Regions from separate parts of the Homo sapiens genome. Here regions 1 and 3 are each linked to region 2. Evidence: chromatin contacts called from ENCODE Hi-C or POLR2A ChIA-PET data. All regions are on one chromosome and are shown on one strand. Each heading gives the region's core, a stretch centred on a gene start or an enhancer-like site at or near the end of the contact. The rest is flanking DNA. Distances are from core to core; before and after follow the strand shown.

Region 1 (3,495 bases), core at 338-2,837, 44 kb after region 2:
TTATTACCTTACTAATATAAGCAATGCCAACTAGAGCAATATGGCACATTAGATAACCTGAAATCTCTCCCACTAGAAACTACCTAAAAATGCTTGATTTAAAGATGCTATGAAAGCATCTTTTTAAAATTCACAGTCCAAAACTAAAGAGAGTAAAGAAAATCCAGGGAGACTAGGAAAAAGAGAGGACAAAAATTCAGAGCAGAAAACATGAACAAGGCTGCAGCTACTCTGTAGTAGCTTTTTGGCCTCTAGCAAAGGAGCTTGTACTTTTATGCCACATGGGGACAAAATTAAAATACCCTTTGGGCTTGCTGAAGGTGGGAAGTTAGAACTGATATAGCAAAAGGGACTTTGCAGATGTGATTAAGAATCTTGAGACGGGGTGCTATCCAGTATTGGGGGGGGTGAATCAAATGAAATCACGAGGGTCCTTACAAGCCAAAGAGGGAGGCCAGAGGGTCAGTACTGATCAGTGATGCCATACGAAAAAGACTCAACTGGCCATTGGTGACTTAAAGATGGATGAAGGGGTCATGCGCCAAAAGTGCAGGTGGCCTCTAGAAGCTGAAAAAAGGCAAGGGAACAGATGCTCCCCTAGTGCTTCTAGAAGGAACACAGCCCTATCCACATATTAATTTTAGCTCAGTGAAACCCATTTCAAACTTCTGACCTCCAGAACTGTAAGATAATAAAGATATGTTATAAGCCACTAAATTTGCGGTGATTTGTTACAGCAACTATAGGAAACTAAGGCGCACACACTGAGGTGGGGTTGGGGAATGTTCTAGAAAGTATACACATTTCCATGAAGTTTTCAGGTTCAAAAAGTATAAATAGTCCTGGACTGACGGCATCCTAGAACACTTAGCAGAACAGGGAATATACCTTCAGCTTAGCTTATCAATGGTATATCCCTTAAGTGGCACAGAGATCTCAACACATGAGATCTTAAAATAAGCTTACAACACAAATTTACAAAACACATAAGGAAAAAAATTCACCACAAGCAGGAGTCAGCATGTACACATGTAACAAATCTCCGAAGGAAGTTAATCCAAAAGAAAGAAAGGAGAAAAAAGAGACAGAACAGATGACATAAGTAGAAAACACAAAATGATGTTGTTTCATTTGAATTCAAATATATCATTAACTACATTAAATGTAAATTCAATAGTACTCCTATTAAAATAAGTATCACTGTATTTTTGTGAATCCAGTTATATGATTTCTTAGAAGAGGCAATTTTTTTAGCTTTTTTCCAGTTCCATCTCCCAAAGCTCTGTCATCCAGACAAATCTTTAAAAACAGAAAAAAACTGCAAGAATAAAAAAGATATATTCTGCATATTAATATATAGTATATTAATATAATATCGAGAACTATAATCAGAAAAGATTCTTAGAGGCAGAGTGTCCTGTATTCCATAATTATGCTGCATTTTCTCAAAAATATTTTAAAATACATTTAAATACTCAATGAAGGCTTTATAATTTACACTGTGCTCTTCAAAAAGAACAAACCAAAAGCAATAAAGAAGCTGCTTGCCAAGCTTCGGGGGAGGGGGGAAATTAGAAAAAATGAGCACGTGCAACTGCACATAAAACTGCAGGTGGCTAGAAAGGAAACCAACTGAAGGGGAAAAAATCTAAAAATAGGCTTAGAACAGTGATTCTGACTGCCTTCGTTTGGATTTTCAAATCATTTCAGAGCTAAAACTGAGAGATGAAATGTGTACAATTTGTTTTAACCAAGAAGGCTATTTTAGAAATAAGTTCTGCCATAATTAAATATACTTATTTATGCGTTAGAAGTTCAAGTACCATTTGCAATTCAAAACCCAAAGAATTTTTCAATTAGAAATGATCTTAATGACAAATTATAGCAAAATCAATTATTCCCAATTAATTGAAAAAAATTCCTCTGACAGTACATTTTGCTGCTCTCTTTCAAAATATTTTTAGGGACATCACATCTTGATGGGCATGCCAAGTTCTCTACAGGCTTCCTCTAGATTTCCATATTATCACAGATTCTAAAGACACAAAACTAAAAACACTTGGAAAACAATTTTACAATATAAACCACAAAAACGTAAAAAAAAAAAAAAAAAAAAATTAAGACAGTGGGAGCAGCTTTTAAATAGGAAACTACTGCCTTCAAAAAGTCATCCTTAATATATCACCTGAATCGGGCCGGGCGCAGTGGCTCAAGCCTGTAATCCCAACACTTTGGGAGGCCAACCTAGGTGTATCACCTGAGGTCAGGAGTTCAAGACCAGCCTGGCCAACATGGTGAAACCCCGTCTCTACTAAAAATACAAAAAATTAGCCGGGCATGGTGGCGTGTGCCTACAGTCACAGCTACTCAAGAGGCTGAGGCAGGAGAATCGCTTGAACCCTGGAGGCAGAGGTTGCAGTGGGCCAAGATCGCGCCACTGCACTCCAGCCTGGGGGAAAGAGTGAGACTGTGTCTCAAAAACAAAAACAAAACTCCTGAATCTAATCACAAGGAAGCATTACACATACCCATACGGAGACACATTCTACAAAACAACTGGCTATAAATTTTCCAAAGTATCAAGGTCAGCCGCGCACGGTGGCTCACACCTATAATTCCAGTACTTTGGTAGGCCAAGGTGGGAGGATGGTTGAACCCTCCAGTTTGAGACCAGCCTGGGAAACATAGTGAGAACTCATCTCTATAAAATAAAACAAAAAAATAAGGCAGGAGGATCATTTGAGCCCAGGAGGTGGAGGATGCAACGAGCCATGACAGGACCATTACACTGCTGCCTGGGTGACAGACCAGGACCTTGCCTCAAAAAGAAAAAATCAAGGGGCCAGGCACAGTGGCTGACGCCTGTCATCCCAGCACTTTGGGAGGTCGGGAGTTCGAGACCAGCCTTACCAACATGGAGAAACCCCATCTCTACTAAAAATACAAAATTAGCCAGACATGGTGGCACACGCCTGCAATCCCAGCTACTGGGGAGGCTGAGGCGGGAGAATCACTTGAACCCAGGAGGCAGAGGCTGCGGTGAGCCGAGATTGTGCCATTGCACTCCAGCCTGGGCAACAAGAGCAAAACTCCATCTCAAAAAACAAAGGATCAAGGTCAGATGAGGTCAAGAGAAGACTGAGGAACTGTGCCAGACTGAGGAAGATGAAGGAGACATGACATTTAATGTTTCTGAACTGGATCCTTTCCTATGAAACTACTGGAACAACTGGCATACTTGAATGGAATTTGTTGATTAGATGGTAGCAATGTATCAGTGGTAATCACCCGACTTTGATGAGCGTAATACGGTGATGCAGTAAAATGTATTTGTTTCTAGAAAATACACACCATCGTGGCCGGGCACGGTGGCTCATACCTATAATCCCAGCACTTTGGAGGCCAAGGCAGGCGGATCACTTGAGCTCACAAGTTTGAGACCAGCCTGGGCAATATGGCAAAACCCTGTCTCTACAAAAAATACAAAAATTAGCC
Region 2 (3,040 bases), core at 289-2,788:
GGAGTGCAGTAGTGTGATCATGGCTCACTGCAGCCTTGACGTCCTGGACTCAAATGATGCCCCAGCCTCAGCCTACCTGGTAGCTGGAACTACAGGCACATGCCACTACACCTGGCTAATTTTTTATTTTTTTGTACAGACAGTCTTGCCATGTTGCCCAGGCTGATTATTCATATCTTTTTAAATGTTTGCACACATTAGGGTTTTCAAACACATATTAACAGTAAGGATGGCTTACACTCAGAAATTTCAACATTACAAAACAACATTTTATAACAAGCCAATTGGATCACACATTTCCTGAAGGAAGGGGCTTTTGTCTTAAACTGCTGGTATTCTTCCCGGAGTCTGGCACGTAACATCGGGTACACAAATATTTGACTGGCAGGAGGGAGGGAATGGGGAGAATAACACAACAGGGTCAGCAAAAGCTGAAGAATGGAATTTGCCACAATATATTTTCTTGGAGGATAGGCTGGGCAAGTGGGTTATTCATTTGTTCAAACCATCCTGAGATTTATTTTCATGGTGATGGTCCAAATGAAGTAAATTAAAAATAGACCACATTACCATCAACAGCTTTTCTAGCATATTATAATTCAGTAATAGTGGTATTTTTCACTTTATATAAGATTCACTGTGATCATGCAGTTAGGATTACACATCTTCTGGAATTTCAAAAGTAATCAGGCAGTAATATAAACTAGTCTATCCTGATTAAAGCCATATATCCAAAATAACTTCTCCCCCCCCACAAAAAAAAATCCCTGAACTTCATTCGAGAGAAGATCTAAAAAAGTTAACTGATTTTCATATTCAGGAACAATCTTCGTGGGCCTGGATGTAGCCAAAATGTGAAAAGGATGCTAAATTGCTTATCACTCACACTGAAATGGATAGCATGAATGTAATTTACTTATTCCTGGTCATTCAATCTTATCCTAACAATGAACCTTTACGTAGGTTCAATATCATGTATGTACAAAAATCTGAGGCTACAAAGCTTTCCCTAAAATTTTGAAATTAAGGGGGGAAAATCTGCCCCAATTTCATATTAAATTTAATCTTACAGTATATCTACCTATCTCTTGATAAATTTATTAGAATTAAAAATGTCTTCTAATTCTAGTAACTGTTAGAAGCTAAAAGTTTCCATATAATTTGAATTTTTGTGTTTGATTATTCTTTCCTTAAGAATATGTAAAGATCAGATCTCCTGTTTTAGGATCATGTAAAGACATAAGAAAATTGCAGCTTTGAAATTTATATGGGTCAGTAACCATGCACACAAAGAGAAAAAACTGAAGACCGTGCTCTTCAGTTTCAGTAACATGTCTGCACCTATTTTCAAGATTAGCTTCTCAATAAAAGTAAGGAAAACGATGACTCATCGTCAGCCATGCATGCTATAAGGAGACAGCCTCTACTCTTCCATAGCTCAGTTTTTCCAAACTTACTGTTTTCCTGCACCCTGGCCACGAAGCCTGTGAGAGGTATCTGTGGAGTCAACTGAGGCATAGGGGGAGGGGGTGGAGCAATAGAAACTGGTAGCAACAACACAGTATGGGGGAAGTAAAACAGATAAAGGAAAGAAAAGGAAACAAACAAAAAGCAGAAGTCAGTTACAAGGACCACAAACATAAGTATGCAAAGAACAGTTTGCAAATGAAACAAAACAAAACAAAAAACAAAACAAAAACCTGCAGAACCTTGGAGTACATTTCCCACAAGCAAACCTAAAGGCCAAGTTGTGCTTAGCCAATTAATTAATTTTATAAAAGAACAAATATACTTAATTCAATCCTAATGTTACATTGTTTGGGGAGGATTTAAATTTACCATCACATTCACTTTAGTAAAATAAAATTTTCAAATTCTAAGGAAAGACTTCTAAAATAGGTAACAATGAAATACCTACATAGGTTTCCAGAATATTGTGTCTTTGCCATAGCTATAACAGGTTTGTCTAGCTTTAAGGTAATGTTGTAAATTAGGACCCAAATAAATAAAACAAATATATAATAGCTATTTATTTCATATATCAATAAAAATATTAATCACAGGTTTCCTTTAAAGACAGTTCTTATTATATATCTAAATTCACACACAGCTCTCCAGGAAAAACTCTTGTTTGTAAAACAAGGTTGTTATTTTTTTAAGTTGGCAATTTTATGTTTAAAAATATCAGTCCTAAATTTACAAGGGAATATATCATGTTAATCAGTCAGAGTTTCATGGGATATCTCAAAAGTGACCTTTTCATCACTGTTCTGAAAAAGGAAACCTGATCTCCAATAAGTTAAAATACGTAGTTCTTTGCATTAAAGTAATTTTTAACAACTCATTGGATAGCTTGAAACACATTCATATGCATTTGTGGAGATGACATAATTGACAGGAAATTAATACCAAATACTCATGTATTAAAAATTATAACATACACTAGAAGTAAACATTCATATGTTTGTGACTTTGTCTCACTTTAACAAGACAGTAATTGCCAAAGATTGCTTAGAAAAAGTCAGTAGGACTAGATAGCAAAATTTAGTCTATCGGTAGTCACCAAGTAGTAACACTAAATTGATAGAGAAAAACAATTTATTGGTTACCAAGGATTAATCAAAAGGTTGTTTCAATTAATCCAACATGCAAATTCTGTTGGTAAGCATAAAAATTTGAAAGAAGTTCAGTGTTCAAAGAAGTAACAAAGCAATTATGTGCATTAATATTCATTGTATAGCTAAAGATAACATTCAATTCACTATGAAAGCAATCCTATTTCATTCTAATACTCTATAGAAGGCTCCTAAATAAAAGGTTAGAGGTTTTGACTTAAAAAACAAAAAACTCTCACAAACCTAAAAAAGTGTTTAGAAACAACTCTTAGTAACTAGCCATGCTGGTTAGTATGTAATGAAAAAGAAAAGCTATGCTGTGAAGATACTAATCATTACTACATTTAGACAGAAGGGAAAATGTGCACATCAAAACACTAAAAACATTCACGTACTACTACTACTACTACTACAACACCAACAGT
Region 3 (3,363 bases), core at 614-3,113, 58 kb before region 2:
CTTAGCCTTGCAATACTACGGCATCTTTTTTTCTTTTTCTTTTTTTTAAAGACGGAGTCTCACTTTGTCACCTAGGCCGAAGTGCAGTGGCACAATCTCGGCTCACTGCAACCTCTGCCTCCCAGGTTCAAGTGATTCTCTTGCCTCAGCCTCCTAAGTGGTTGGGATTACAGAACATGCACCACCATGCCCAACTAATTTTTGAATATTTAGTAGAGACGGGTTTCACCATGTTGGCCAGGCTGGTCTCAAACTCCTGACCTCAAGTGATCCACCTGCCTCGGCCTCCCACAGTGCTGGGATTACAGGCTGAGCCACTGTGCCCCCGACCTACAGCATCTTTTTAAGAGCAATGTTTTCTGTTTTAATGTGGCCAAGCAATCTCTAAACGAACATGGTCTGACAAAATTGTGTAGTGACATACTTGACAACTGGGTGAGCTTGAGTGTGATACTTATTTGACCATACGGTATTTCCTCTATATGTTTCCTTATCTTTATATACAAAAAAGGGCAAATGATAATGTCTTAGTCATAGGATCAAGTACAACCCAAGTGCTTACTGCTACACTCTACTTGGCAAATTCCACCTTATGAATGTTTCTTAATATATAAACCTAATCTAAACCAAGATAAGCTACAGGTGCATATTAACAATCTTTACTCATAAAGCTTTGCATATTTTTACATACTATTCTTCAAGATGGAAAAAACACCATCAAACTGGCTTATTTTCATAGATGTCTTTATATAGTCTATGATGTCTTCATTCCATAAAAAATCCACACGATTAAATATGAAATTAATGTACCCAGCTATGAGGCTACCGCATTCTTTAACCCAAGAACAAGAAAATACATGAATCAGAGAACTGCAATTACCTACTTGCTGGTCTATTTCCTCATTAGAGTGAATTTTTTGAGGACTAAATTGCATTTCTCTATCTCTAATGCTTACCCCCTATCTCACTGGCTCTGTGTGTTTGAGTGCATGCGCTGAATGTTTATATCACTTAATTTCTGTTCGGAACACGCTGTCTCTTAGCACCAGTAGATCTGGCCTTAGAGCTAAGGAAAGAAGGCCTTTCTAACCCATAAGGGGTACTAATCCTGTACAGACTCCAATATCTCCCGGGCTGGGTACACGCAGGTTCACACCCAGGTGTGAGCAAGATTGCCAAACTATACCTATAAGGCGTTTGGAGGGGAGAGTCCAAAAGTCACGAGACCCGGCTAATTTAGCTACTATTTCACAACAACCCTGATCGTGGTCGGACTTGTTTCTAGGAAGATGCGATGGGCTGGAACTTCCTTCAAGAACAGATTGCAAAAGGCAGCCGACCAGGGCGTGTCAGGTCACTGCCAAGGGAAGCAGCAGCGGAAACCGTCGCCTCCGGCTTAGGCTGCGGAGCGGGAACCCCATTCTCTGAGTTATGTTTCTGCCTAAACACGCAGAACAAAAGAGTTCGTGGCTGCAAGGGTGGCGCGCGGTAGTATTTCTTGCTAATAAAAGGTCCCCACAGGGACATTTTTGCTATGACTGCAGGCGTGGCCAGTCTCCCTGCACAGCTTCCGGGAAGAGGTGGGGATAGGAGGCTCGCCCCGGGGAAGGTTACGCTCGGGGTCCCCAGACCAGGTCTCCGCACGCCCCTGCCCCGTCGCCTCCCGGGAGCGGCTGCAGTCCCCGTTGGCTGCAGACGGGCAGACACCCGAAGTGTCCGCGCCGGCAGCCGGACCGCAAGCGAGGAAGAGCGAACCGCGCTCCCGGGCCTGGCCGAAGCGCTTCCTGTGCCAGGTTTCCGGCTCCGGGTCCCGGGAGGAGGATCGCGGGCCAGAGGCGGAGCCGCCGCCCTGCCGCGACTTTCAGACTCCGACCATGGCCTCGCGCTGGTGGCGGTGGCGGCGCGGCTGCTCCTGGAAGCCGGCGGCGCGGAGCCCCGGGCCCGGCTCCCCCGGCCGTGCGGGACCGTTGGGGCCGAGCGCCGCTGCCGAAGTCCGCGCGCAGGTGAGGTTGGGAGGCGCGCGCCCGGCGGGGCTCAGAGGTCACGGCTCCAATGACAGCAGTGGGCGGAATGAATGGGAGCGGGGAGCACGTGCGTCGCGACGCGGGGGCGCGCGGGGTAGCTCCGGGGTAGCTCCGGGGTGGGACTCCGGAGCTGAGGGGTGCTCGCGGTGGGACGGAGCCGCGCGTTGGACTGAAGTAGGGGCGCCCTACACGGGGTTGCAGAAAGCGGTGTCCTGGGGACCCCGGGAGCGTTTTGGGGGGTGGAGAAAGCGGTGGGATCCGTGTCCTGGGGGAAGCGCAGGAGCGATCAGATTGACCGCTGCTATATGGACAAGGTTAAGCCTGGAGAGCGACTGCAGCTATTTACTTTGGAGTTAGAGGAAGACAGATCTTGCCTGAAATTTTAGAGCCAAAGTGCTCAGAGCTCTCTCCGAGAAACGGAGGATCGAATCGGCCTCGGAATAGTCCGAAAAGGTCTTGTGGAGAATGCAGGGCTGGTGCTAGGGTGGACCGGACCTTAGTTGTCCAGCAGTGGCCTCGGGAGGAGAGCACACCTGGATGGGGCTGGAATGACACTGGAAGGAGAAAGGCCCGAGGCCGTCAGGAGGAGAGAAACCCTGGAGTCATCTAAAGTCAGAATCTCAGCGATAGCCCATTCTTTCAGGGTCTCCTCTGCTGCCTTTGGGTTCCGATCTCCTTTTTCTCCCTTTCTGGTCAGTTTAGCCCCTGTAAATGGACACTGTGAGCCCTTCTGCGCTTTGTAATGATTCTCAGTGTGCCATGGGGTAGGCCCATGCTATTAGCATAACCGTGCAAAATCTATGGACTCACTGTTACTTAAGTTTATTTGAATTTAGTACTCTTTTAATTCAGATTTGGTATACTTTATGTGTCCGTGTTCTCATCAAACATCATTTCCCAGTATGAAATATATAACACTTATAAATATCTACTTTGTACCAAAGTAGATGCGTATCACAAATTATCCAAAACAAGGCTTGGGCCAGGCACAGTGGCTCACACCTGTAATCCCAGCACTTTGGGAGGCTGAGGTGGGAGAATCGGTTGAGGCCAGGAGTTTGGGACCAGCCTAGGCAACATAGCAAGACTCTGTCTCTATAAAAAATAGAAAAAATTCACCAGGTGGGGTGGTGCATGCCTGTAGTTCTACCTACTCAGGAGCCTGAGGGAGGAGGATTGTTCGATCCCAGGAGTTCAAGATTACAGTGAGCTGTTTATTGTGATAGTGCCAGTGCACTCCAGCCTGGGCAACAGTGTGAGACCCTATCTCTAAAAAATCTAAAGCAAAAAAGACGTTTGGAGACCAAGTGGCAGCTGGGCAACTAGACAATGCTAGAGA

What was found. A loop is a pair of places that touch in the nucleus more often than their neighbours do. ChIA-PET counts read pairs that join two places held with the same protein, here RNA polymerase II (POLR2A). Pooled maps may share reads with other maps.
Region 1: a loop to region 2 is called in a map of B cell, with 2.2 times the contacts of the local background. The contact joins two enhancer-like sites. A Hi-C loop is called at or near these places in 2 of 168 maps with a recorded cell type or tissue (B cell and CD4-positive, alpha-beta T cell), 16 of 37 single-sample maps with no recorded cell type and 8 of 50 pooled maps. POLR2A ChIA-PET finds 5 or more read pairs at or near these places in 11 of 52 experiments (GM12878, MCF 10A, OCI-LY7 and 7 more).
Region 3: a pooled map shows a loop between it and region 2 (3-fold over the local background). The contact joins the promoter of PDSS1 here to the enhancer-like site in region 2. A Hi-C loop is called at or near these places in 3 of 50 pooled maps. POLR2A ChIA-PET finds 5 or more read pairs at or near these places in 5 of 52 experiments (B cell, H1, activated B cell and 1 more).

What each region holds. Positions count from the first base shown.
Region 1 is chr10:26,797,909-26,801,403 of GRCh38, forward strand. All of the region lies in intron 2 of ABI1 (abl interactor 1), which reads right to left. Among named protein-coding and RNA genes, the nearest start is that of ABI1, 61 kb to the right of the region's middle. Within about 2 kb of position 1,588, at least 6 of the 41 ENCODE cell types and tissues checked have a DNase peak (open chromatin) inside an H3K27ac peak, as active enhancers do; they include B cell, GM12878 and OCI-LY7, where a contact is called at or near this core.
Region 2 is chr10:26,754,198-26,757,237 of GRCh38, forward strand. ABI1 (abl interactor 1) reads right to left here. Exons shown (of 11, transcript NM_001012750.3): 9 at 1,458-1,544. Among named protein-coding and RNA genes, the nearest start is that of PDSS1, 58 kb to the left of the region's middle. RefSeq lists enhancers at 1,341-1,460, 1,551-1,610. Within about 2 kb of position 1,539, at least 5 of the 41 ENCODE cell types and tissues checked have a DNase peak (open chromatin) inside an H3K27ac peak, as active enhancers do; they include B cell, GM12878 and OCI-LY7, where a contact is called at or near this core.
Region 3 is chr10:26,695,838-26,699,200 of GRCh38, forward strand. PDSS1 (decaprenyl diphosphate synthase subunit 1) reads left to right here and starts at 1,864. Exons shown (of 12, transcript NM_014317.5): 1 at 1,864-2,003. The coding sequence starts at 1,875. RefSeq lists a silencer at 1,537-2,156 and an enhancer at 2,031-2,919.